Regions from separate parts of the Homo sapiens genome. Here region 1 is linked to region 2. The links are chromatin contacts, found by Hi-C in ENCODE. All regions are on one chromosome and are shown on one strand. The core of a region is the stretch at or near the end of the contact, and the rest is flanking DNA. Distances in the headings are between cores, read along the strand shown.

Evidence for each region. Hi-C counts contacts between places; a loop is a spot of excess contacts on that map. Pooled maps may share reads with other maps.
Region 1: a pooled map shows a loop between it and region 2 (5-fold over the local background). The contact joins the enhancer-like site here to the promoter of ADAMTS8 in region 2. A Hi-C loop is called at or near these places in 1 of 168 maps with a recorded cell type or tissue (mammary epithelial cell) and 4 of 50 pooled maps.

What each region holds. Positions count from the first base shown.
Region 1 is chr11:131,031,746-131,037,118 of GRCh38, forward strand. No RefSeq gene overlaps it. Among named protein-coding and RNA genes, the nearest start is that of SNX19, 120 kb to the left of the region's middle. RefSeq lists an enhancer at 1,296-1,796. Within about 2 kb of position 1,751, at least 3 of the 41 ENCODE cell types and tissues checked have a DNase peak (open chromatin) inside an H3K27ac peak, as active enhancers do; they include mammary epithelial cell, where a contact is called at or near this core.
Region 2 is chr11:130,425,586-130,431,346 of GRCh38, forward strand. It overlaps ADAMTS8 (ADAM metallopeptidase with thrombospondin type 1 motif 8), which reads right to left and starts at 3,024. Exons shown (of 9, transcript NM_007037.6): 1 at 1,982-3,024. The coding sequence starts at 2,701.

The DNA.
Region 1 (5,373 bases), core at 501-3,000, 600 kb after region 2:
CCTCTTATGGAAATGGGAAGGAGCAAAGGAGAGGGACAAAGCCACGTGTAAAAGCCAATTGTTTAATATTCAGGAGTTTGCCAGCCAGTTGTTAAACCCATGGTAGCTTGAAATCAGTCATAGTAGGAGTGTTTACACCACAGGTATCATCAGACACTACAAATCAGGGCTCCCCAATCACAAAGCACAGTCACCAGCATCCCACCGAGAGTGAGTAAAGAGAGCTGAGTGTTCCAGGGTGTCACATGAGTCCTCTAAAATGGTTTTGTATCCTTCATGAAAAGCAGTGTTTTGTAATCATTGAGCAGGTGATAATGAAATAGAGGGAGAGAGAAATGCCCTGGGAGTTTAGAAAGCTTTGGTTTATGCTGCAAGGGCCACTTAAATCTGAGGTTTGGACTACAATTAGGTGATTGTGGGAAAGTTGGTCATTGAAACCAAGAAGTGAGTCTTTCCTTTCCCTGGGTGTTTGGCCTTGTTTCTAGGTCCTCTTCTGTCTCCATTTAGTTCCCATTATTCAATCAGTAATTCATTCAGCAAGGTAGTGTTCATTTCTCCCTGAATAAGTACTTTTAAGTGGGAGGGCTGGGAGAAGAGGCCAAAATAATAAGCTAACACTTAATCTAACACTTTGCACAGACAATTTCTTATGCCCTTATGATTATTAACCTATTTAATCCTCAAACAACCTAATTAGGTGAATATTATTATTATCCTTATTTTATAGATAAGGAAACTTAGGCTCAGAAAGATTAATGTAATGTATCCCTAGGCTGGCAGTGCCTGGACAGGGCTTGTCTAATTAATATTTAAGCAATAACCTTCACATAGGCATCAGCCTGCTAACGAAGGCTATTCTGACATCTCCGTCAGATTCTGTAGAAGAGGAACACTGAATTAGAGTTCTGAAGACCTGTGTTCTAGTATTTTTTTTTTCTTTTTGCTACTTCCTTTTGCTCCTACAGACTGACTGTGTTTTCTCATGCAAATGAAGATAATATCTGCTTTGTTTTCTTTATATGTTTTGGTGAGACCTGAAGAGACATGTGTGGAAAGGCATTTTGGTTAATGGTGAATTGTTTTGCAAATATAAAATCAACCCTATTTTCTTTCTACTTGAATCATGCCTGCATCCCTTTTCTCTTACCCTCCCCTTTTCCCAATGGTCTCCATCAATCTAAGAGATTAATTTCTATTCCAAAGAAGGTGATCTTTTAAGTCATTTCCTTAAAACTTGCTGAGATCCTTGAACTGACATGCTGTATTTTGTAGAAATGCTGACTTGTCATACTGATGTCCATATTTATGCCTAATTTTTGGGAGAGGTCTCAGATCCTCAGAGCAAATACTGACTCATTACTTCTGCAGCTGTTTGGTTAGTGCACTCATACATGTGCACCCATGCACACATGCACATACACGCAGTGCCTTCATTTAAACTGATATGGGAAACGAGGGGATAGACATGACCAGCCATATGGAGAGTGACTCATGCGGCACTGATGGGAAAACTGCAAGTCATCACCTCCTCTGCTGCGCTGAGCTTGCCGCAGAGAGCAAGGTCACCTCAGCACATTCCATTGGTATCTACTGTGGCCCTGTCTCCCTCATTTCCTTTCTCTCCACCCACACACCCCTGCCTCCCTCTGCAGAGCATCATAGACCTTATCCCTCATCTCTCCAACCTGCTTCCAAAGTCTAAGCATCCACTTGTCCCTGAAGGAGAGCCAGGTTTCCACACTATGCTGCCTGACCTGCCACTGTGGCCATTACCAGACCTCTCTACAGGAAATGTGCCCCTCCCCACACCCAGGGCAGGCTGAGTCAGCAGGGGAAGGATGGCTGGAGTGGCAGAATCAGGTTCAGCAAGCACAACAGGCTTAGACCAGTGACAGCCTCACCTGGGCTCTTGGCTGTTGAGTTGTAGCCTTGGCTCTGCCTCTGATTTGACAAGTGATATAGGCTTAAAGAAGCTATGCCCAAAAGATACTCTTTCCAAGTCTGCTGCAAAGAGGGACATGTTGATTAAGTTAACATTTCCCCAGCACTCACTAAGTGCCAGGCACTCTTCTAGATAATTTACAAGCCCTTATTTAATCTTCCCATCAACCCATAAGGTAACTACTCTTATGACTCCCATTTTACAGAGGAGAAAGCTGAAAAGCAGATAGGATAAGAAACTTGTTCAAGGTCACAGCTTTAGTAAAACTGAAGAGTTGGGATTTCTACATTCTCAAACACTTCTTCCTTCTACCTTTCAAAAATGACTTTTTACATTATTTTCTCTCCAGATGATAACTAGAGGGTAGAATGTGGTAGGCAATTCCTAAGAGGACCCCATGATGTGCACCCCTTGGTGTTACTCTCTGTATAACTTTTCCCACTTCAGTGCAGGTAGAACCTATGATTTGCTTCTGGCAATAAAATATGGCAAATGTGATGAGATGTCATGACCATGATTTTGTTACATTATATGAGACTTGTCTTGGCAGACTAGAGTGAGAGAGACTCTCCTGCTGGCTGTGAAGAAGAAAACAGCCATGAACTGCCTATAGAGAAAGCCATTTGTTAGAGCACTTCTGGTGGACCTGAAGGCAGCCTCTAGCCAACAGCCAGTGGGAATTGGAGGTCTTTGGTCCTATGTCTGCAAGGAAGTAAACTCTGCCAACAACCTAAATGAACTTGGAATTAAATTCTTCCCCAGTCAAACCTCCAGATGAGGATGCAGCATGGCTGATACCTTGATCACAGCTGATGAGACCCTCAGCAGAGGACCCATCTAAGCCATGCTGAGATTCCTAAACTACATAAACTGTAAGATAATAACTACGTGCTGCAGTAAGCTGCTAAGTTTATGGTAATATGTTATGCAGCAATAGAAAATTAATACAGGTTAAAAAATTTGCTGAATATGATACCCTTAGTAAAATTAAAGAGCTGAGATTTGAATCCAGATGTGTCTGACATGAGTCCCCATTCTTAACCACTTATCTATTCTACCTCTTCCACCATTCTCTCCAACCTCTTCTGGCCACTGCTTCGTGGCAACCTTCTACCCTTGGTTGCTGAGCACCAATGATGTCTTATTTGTAGAGTTCACCTTGAAGGCATTGTCTCTGATGGTAGGATTTCGAAAGTACGAGGATCCAATTCACTATGTGTTAGAAATGACTCTAACACATGAATTAAAATAAGATCTACAAGCCTCTAGTCTATAACATTCTCCATTTTTTTTTTTTTTTTTTTTTTGAGAGAGAGTCTCGCTCTGTCGCCCAGGCTGGAGTGCAGTGGCGCGATCTCAGCTCACTGCGACCTCTGCCTCCCTGGTTCAAGTGATTCTTCTGTCTCAGCCTCCAGAGTAGCTGGGACTACAGGTGCATGCCATCACGCACGGTTAATTTTTGTATTTTTAGTAGAGATGGGGTTTCACCAACTTTCTCCATTTTATTCTTCTGTTTCCTTCAAATAGGAGCAAGGTCTTTGAATGAGAAGAAGGATGGAAGAAATATAAGATCAGTAACCACATTTGGTTGACTGGAGTTTGGCGCCCAAGTCACCACTATCTGAAGATGGAGGGAATGTCATTTTTGGAAAGGAGCACATTTCTGTGGCTGCTTTCTCCCTCCTCACTAAGCTTCAGAACTCCTATGGTGATTTAGCCTTGACGTTTTTAAAGTTATTTTTTAAGGTTTAATAATATATCAAGATAGATTTCCTAGGTCAGATGAGTAGCTGCCCCAGTCAAGGCTGGTCATGTTTACCAAGGCTCTGTGCACTGCACATAGACAAGGGAGTGGAAATATCCAGAGCTGCTGCCTAGCTGATCCCCGAAAGAGCAAGATTTTAGGAACTACGAGAAAGCTGAAATCAAAGGACAATGACCAATGGAACACTTTAGTAACTGCCAGAGATTTGTGTGTGCAGGCATATCAGTGACAAATGAGGCCACCAGAAATGTGCCATTTGCTGAATGGTCTATCAGAAAGCTGGTCAGAGGTGGCTCATAGTCATTATGGAAACCTCAGTTTATGGTGTCTCCAGAATGAGTTGTCTTTAGCTTCCCTATTATTTTGTATAATCCAAGCACCCAACTGATTCATCCATATTTTTGTTTTCTACCCTACTTCTTTTATTCTTTCTGCATGACCCTTGGCCAGTGAATTGTCCGAATGCAGCTAATCTTATCTGAAACCTGACTGGGAGGCATACTGATGTGCCCACAGCTCTAATCTGTTGGAATAAAACAGGCAAGATGTTTTTTTTTTTTTTTTTTGAGACAGAGTCTCACTGCATTGTCCAGGCTGGAGTGCAGTGGCGCGATCTCGGCTCACTGCAACCTCCACCTCCTGGGTTCAAGCGATTCTCTTCAGCCTCCTGAGTAGCTAGGATTACAGGTGTGCGCCACCACACCCAGCTAACTTTTATATTTTTAGAGATGGGGTTTCACCATGTTGGCCAGGCTGGTCTTGAACTCCTGACCTCAAGTGATCTACCTGCCTCAGCCTCCCAAAGTGCTGGGATTACAGGCATGAGCCACTGCGCCTGGCTGCAAGATCTTAATTCTATAGGTTTGCATATACTGTGTGCATGTATGTATGTGTGTATATACACACACATATATATACACTCACATGCACACATACACATACATGAATGTATATGTGTATGTGTGTGTGTGTATATATATGTATACTACAGGATTGGCTGCAAGCCTTTGATAACAAATAGAAAAATACTGTTTATATTCACATGGGGAAGGGCTTGACTATCAGAACTGAGCTCTTCACAACATAATTACAACTTACTGAGTGCTGTGGCTCTGGTGAACAATGAAGATATAATCAGTGTACCTATTTGTCCTCCTGGATTCCAGCTGCTGAAGCAATTTCTTTTTCACAGAACCGGCAGTTTTGCGGCTCTTGTGAAAATCCACCGTTTCTCCCCTGAAATCCTGTGAAATGGAGCTCGCCAGTGGAAGGACTGTGAAAGCAGCCTGGTTCTTGCATCATCTCCATGAAATTAGGCAGATCATATTTTCAGCACTGCTATCCTGATTGCATGTTTGTTTAAAATGACAGTTGATGTTGTGTATCTCTTTCATTAGGGAAGCTCAATGATCTTGACATTATTAACTAACTGCAGTACTTGCCGCATATAAACACTAATCCGTAGAGACATCTCAGATAGTACTTGAAGAAAAACAAGGCACTTTGAGTGTGAGGAACCAACAGAAGGATCTTGGCCATATGTAGAATTTGACAGGTGCATTATCAGCTATTCACAAGCAAGTCATTTTCCACGAGGCCTAAACACCAAGGTACGGAGGGCAGACGTCAGCGTCTGGGTTCAAGCACTTAATGGGGCCAGATGAGG
Region 2 (5,761 bases), core at 1,774-4,273:
TTGTGTTTTTCTTTTTTCTTTTTTTTTTTTTTTAAGATGGAGTCTTGCTCTGTCACCCAGGCTGGAGTGCAGTGGCGCGGTCTCCGCTCACTGCAAGCTCTGCCTCCTGAGTTGACACCATTCTCCTGCCTCAGCCTCCCGAGTAGCTGGGACTACAGGCGCCCACCACCACGCCTGGCTATTTTTTTTGTATTTTTAGTAGAGACGGGGTTTCACCGTGTTAGCCAGGATGGTCTTGATCTCCTGAGCTTGCGATCTGCCCACCTCGGCCTCCTAAAGTGCTGGGATTACAGGCTTGAGCCACCGTGCCCGGCCATCTTAGCTTCTTTCTGGTGGAGCCCCCTAGGAGCCAGGTGTGGGGGTCCTAAAGAGATGGGAGAAGCCCTCTTCTCACCCCTCTCCTGCCACACTCTCTAGTACTTGCTTAAAGAAAGGAGTCAGAGGAGAGGGCTGGTGCTCCCACCGCTCCGTGCTCTCAGGACAGGCAGGGAAACAGGTGTTAAATCAGCGTGACCCAAAGCTGCTCTGCCCTGCTTTTGGGGAAGCAAATACCACAAGGGCTTGCAGGGGTGCGTCCCTGGGGTGTAGTCAGCACCTGCAGTAGCCAGAGGGGCAGCCACGTGGACTCTCACCCACAGCAGTTCCCATCCTAATCATCTGTTTCTCCCTGGGTCTTTCCTACCCTGCCTTTCCCAGTGATAGAGGGTGGGAAAGATGGGGTGAGAAACAGAAGGCTGATCGCCTCCTTGTCTGGACTATTCTGCACAGGCAATGCCTATGCCCTTGGGGCCCCCAGCAGTCGGGCACAGACTGAGCCTAGTATTGGGTCCCGGCCAAGGATGCCATCACCACAAAGTGTCAGCTTAGCTGCTGCATTGCCAGGATCCCTGTTTCAGGGAACTATGACGTCTGGGCAGGTCAGTTCTTCCTTCCCTGGCACATCTCTGGTTCTGTGCTCCCTAGGGGCAAAGAGCACCCCTCTTCTGGAAGCCTTACCCTCTTTTCCTCCTGGAAAAGCCTTCACCTGGTCTTTAGGGGAGAAATTGGGGTTTAGGGCAACACAGACACCTCCTGCTGAGTCAGCACCATCTTTGCATCTAGTTAGAAATGGTCTGGTTAGGTAGCCATCCCCTGGACTCTGTTTTTCTCCCCTGTTTAGGTAAGAGCTGTGTCTGGGCTAAGGGCAGCTGGGTGGACCAAGTGTGGGTCTGGCTTTACTAGAGACATTCACCCAAAGAGCTCGTTCCAGCCCCTGCGCCCCTCGCGTTTCCACCAAAGCTTCAGCTCCTGGGCTGAGCCCCCAGGCAGAAGTTCTCTGCCCCTCCCTCTTGTGCTGGCTGCTGGCATTGCCAAGTTCTGCCGGGGCTGAGCGCCAGGTTGGCAAGGTAGTCCATGCCCCATTGATCACAACCAGCTGGCTGCACAGAAGTTGGGCAGCCCCTCTCCAGGTTCAGCTCCTTTCAAACAATGTCTTTTGCTTATGGCGACCTCCATACCCAAGGGAATCAGACAGCCATCTCTCTCCATCCCATCTGCCTTTCCCTGGGAGCCTCTCAGATCTGGAGGCAGTAGAGGGCTGAGGGGTGGGAGTGGGAGCTATTCGTAAACGCTCAATTTTCATCTCTGCTGGGAGAGGCAGGTGCCGGGGAATGCGTTGATACCCACTTTCGGGTCAGTGCGCCACGTGCCGCGGGAGATTCGGATGAGAGGGATGGGCGTCGGCAGCCCCACTCTAAACTGGAAGGGACCTGGGGGTGGGGGCGCAGGGATCCAGGGTGGCAGAAGTTCAGAAAAGAGTTACTGCTCTTTCTCAGACAGGAGAGAATCTCGTTTGGGGTAAGGCTGGAGAAGATGAGTGGGGAGGGCTTTTTTTTTTTTTTTTTTTTTTTCTCAGAGGGATTGGAAGGGGAGATTTTAGAGACGCTGGGAGGCGTCTGGGGGGCCTCCGGGCACGGCGGCTGGAGGAGGCTCTCAGTCCTACCTGCAGGTCGGCCCCGTAGAAGGCAGCCATGGACGCATCGGCCACCAGCAGCGTCTCCACGAAGCGCGCCTCAGACACAAACCGCTTGGTCCTACTCGTGGCCCCCAGGGGCGGTGGCGGCTCGCTAGCGCCTTCTGCCTCCTCTTCTTGGCTCTCCTCCTCGCTGTCCTCCTGGTGGTCTCCTCTCTCCTGCCTCTGACCCTCTCCCGTCTCCACCTCCCACTCGGGTCCTCGCGGGAGGGGGCGGGCTCCGGCGGGACCCCAGCGCTGCAGGCGGTGCGGCTGAGCCAGGGAGCCCCCCGCGCCCTGCGGCTGGATGGTGAACTCCTCGCCGTCCAGCAGGAAGGAGCCGCTCAGCCCGCGGCACAGGCTGACCGCCGCCAGCGACTCGGGCTCCCCATTCACGGTGCCGGAGAAGAAGCAGCCGCGCAGCCCCCGCTCGCCCCCGGTCGCCCGGCCGGAGCCCCCGAGGCGCTCGATCTTGAACTCGGGCGCTAGGAAGCTGTCGTCGGGCGCCAGGCGCAGCACGAAGCCCTTGCCGAAGGCGGACAGGTGGAGCGCGAGCTCGCCCGCGCTGCCGGGCAACCGCGTGGGCACCACCAGCTCCGAGGCCTGCCCCCCGGCTGCGGGCCGGGCCGGGGCGCCGCGGGCCAGCGGCAGCAGCAGCAGCAGCAGCAGCAGGAGCGGAGGCCACCGGGGGGCGGCGGGGGCGGGGAGCATGGGGGCTGCGGCGGTGGCTGCGCGCAGGAGAGGGAAGAAGCCCGCCAGGCGCGGGCAGGTGCTGGCGGCCCGAGCGCGGCCCGGCCGCTCTCTCCAGGAAAAGCGGAATCAATCGGGTGCAAGGCCGACTCGGCCCGCGGGGCCCGGCGGCGGGAGCGCTCCCCCGGCGGCCCCTCTGGCTGGCGCAGCCCGCTCCTCCCGCGCCGCCGCCCCCGAGCCGAGCGCGAGCAGCTGGCCCCGGCCCGCGTGCGCCCGTCCTCCGCCCCTGCCCGCGCCAGCCCCGCGCAGCCGCCTCCTGCCTCCTCCCCACCCCGGGAAGCACCGAGTGGGCTGCCGAGCCCTTCTTATTTATACTTCCTTCCCGGCTTGACATAAGAGGTTTATTTTTGATCTCTCACTATTCCCGTTTCCCCTCCCCTGGGATCAGAGAGAGAAACTGAAAAGAGGGAGAGAGAGTGGAGAAAAAAAAATTGGGATGAAATGCAAAACCAATCAGGCAGCGAGACCCGTCCGCCACCCGCCCCCCTGAAGTGTCAACTACAACTTCTTTCCTTTCCCTCTACGCGTGGACCCACGTTAACCCCTACCATGCTGGACTGACCCTTTAGAAAGAGTCCCTGGGAGACCCCAACCGCTTTCTCCTCTGCGGCCAAGAGTCCAGGATGCATCTTCCGAAGAGGCTCGTGCACTGGTCTCAGCGACCCTGTTCGGATCCCTGCAGAGTCCGACTGCAGAGCCCGACACTGTTGGGATCCCTGCAGATGCCTCCGGAGATCCGACTGTGTGGGGAGAAGGTTCCTGAGCTTTTCATTGTAAAGCATAAAGGGAGAGGAGGAAAAGGTCATGCTAAAATCATGCCCTCCTCTCATCACTACTGCACAGCCTTCCTAACTTTCACTCCAAACTGAAGATGGGGAAAACAAAAACAAAACAAAAAACAACCCACCTGGTTAACCCTAAGAGGGACTCTCACTGTCCTGTTAGAGGGCAGGTGGGGCAGAGGCCAGCACAGTGGTAAGTTACCAGCACTGAGGTTGGAAGTTAGCATTTCCCCAAGAGGGAAACAGACCTCCAGTCCCTGAAAAAGGTCTTCTCTTCTGGATACTGCTAGTTGCCCGGGACTTCAAGTAAGGTGGCAGGCCCTTTCACTGCGTTGCCACAGCCCCAGGAACAAATGTGTATGAGGTGAATTTATTCTGTCCCATGTCACCACTGCCCCCTAGGGAAGGGGGTAGTATTCAGGAAGAGAGGGATGACATGGTCTCAAGACCACAAAACTGCATCCCATCCCAGTCTCAATGACACAGGTCTGGATTGGGTGGAGGGCCCTGTTCTCTACCTACAAACTCTAGACTCATCCACCAACTGTGCCTTTCTCTGAGTTGTCAATGTGGGTGATGCATTAGGAACCGCTGGGATCAGGGCCTTTAAATCCTTTGCCAATTCACCTGCCCCCAGGTACCCAGCTCTGTGCTTATGCTGGGGATGTTGACAGTCGAGGTCATCGCTGATTCTTTTCAGCCCATCTGACCCCTTCCTGCAGTGTGGTGGTTCAGCATGCATCTGAGACTCTCAGGGCTTGTTACCTCCAAAGAGGAGGCTCTTGCCCAGGGGAAAGTGCTGCCAAATTCCCTCTAAGTATCCCCCCTCTCTTTGCTTTCTCAGAAACACAGAGGGACAGCTGTGAATTAGATGAAAGGATGAACTTCCCAACCTAGCATGGTGCAGAACCTCCTTTCCTGCATAATTTATAGGATAGGAATAACGAGTCTAGAATGTTTTGGGGAAACACTTCTAGAGGAAGGACAATGGAAAGAATGGTCTCTTCAACCCTTTTCTCAAAACAAGCAAAACACTTCGTCCTAGCACAGTGTACAGTGCTTGGGACATCCTGTACAGTGCTTGGGACAGTCTGACCTGGGCAAGCAATGAATACAACTCTGTGTTGCCTCAGGGCTATTGTAACAGTTCAATGACTGGTTTTTACCTCCTTGAAGCCCCTTATTTGCTGTTTCCCAGAGTACAACTCCTGATTTTCTCTTTTTGAGACACAGTCTCACTTTGTCACCCAGGCTGGAGTGCAATGGTGCGATCTTGGCTTACAGCAACTTCTCCCTCTCAGGTTCAAGAGATTCTCCTGCCTCAGCCTCCCAAGTAGCTGAGACTGCAGGCAGGCACCACCACACCTGGCTAACTTTTGTACTTTCAGTAGAGATGGGGTTTCACCATTTTGGCCAGGCTGGTCTCCAACTCCTGACCTCAGGTGATCCGCCTGCCTCAACCTCCCAAAGTGCTGGGATTATAGGTGTGAGCTACTGTGCCAGCTAACTCCTGATTTTCAGTAGCAGTTAGGTCCTGTGGGTTTTCCTTCTTTCTCGAGTGTAAGCATCTGGGAGGAGTGGGAGTGAGGAGCGTGCCCAGTTTCCCTTTCTCCCGCCCGAATGCTAAGGGCTAGAAGTGGGAGATTTAACTGAACCAAGGAAAGTCTTGAGTGTCCATGGAGCCTTTGGTTGTGAAGGCTCTGGAAGTTGCTGCTTCATTTTTATTTTAGTTTTTAATTTTTTGAGATGGCGTTTCGCTCTTGTTACCCAGGCTGGAGTGCAATGGCGAGATCTCAGCTCACTGAAACCGCCTCCAGGGTTCAAGTGATTCTCTTGCCTCAGCCTCCCAAGCAGCTGGGATTACAGGCTCCTGCCACCATGCCCGGCTGATGTTTTTTTTTTTTTTTAGTAGAGACAGGGTTTCACCATGTTGGTCAGGCTGGTCTTGAACTCCTGACGTCAGGTGATTCTCCCACCTTGGCCTCCCAAAGTACTGGGATTACAGGCGTGAGCCACCGAGCCTGGCCACTGCTGCTTCATTTTTTTAATAGGATGAAGTGCCCCCATAGGTAGCATTTTGGAAGTTCTCTTTGGAGAGAGAAGTCAGATAGTGAGTTCTGGACTTTATCCTTCCTCATTTCAACAACAACATCACCACCACCCCCACCACCCCCACCACCCACCACCGCCGCCGCCGCCACCACCACCACCACCACCTGCTGACTGGTTCATTGACTGG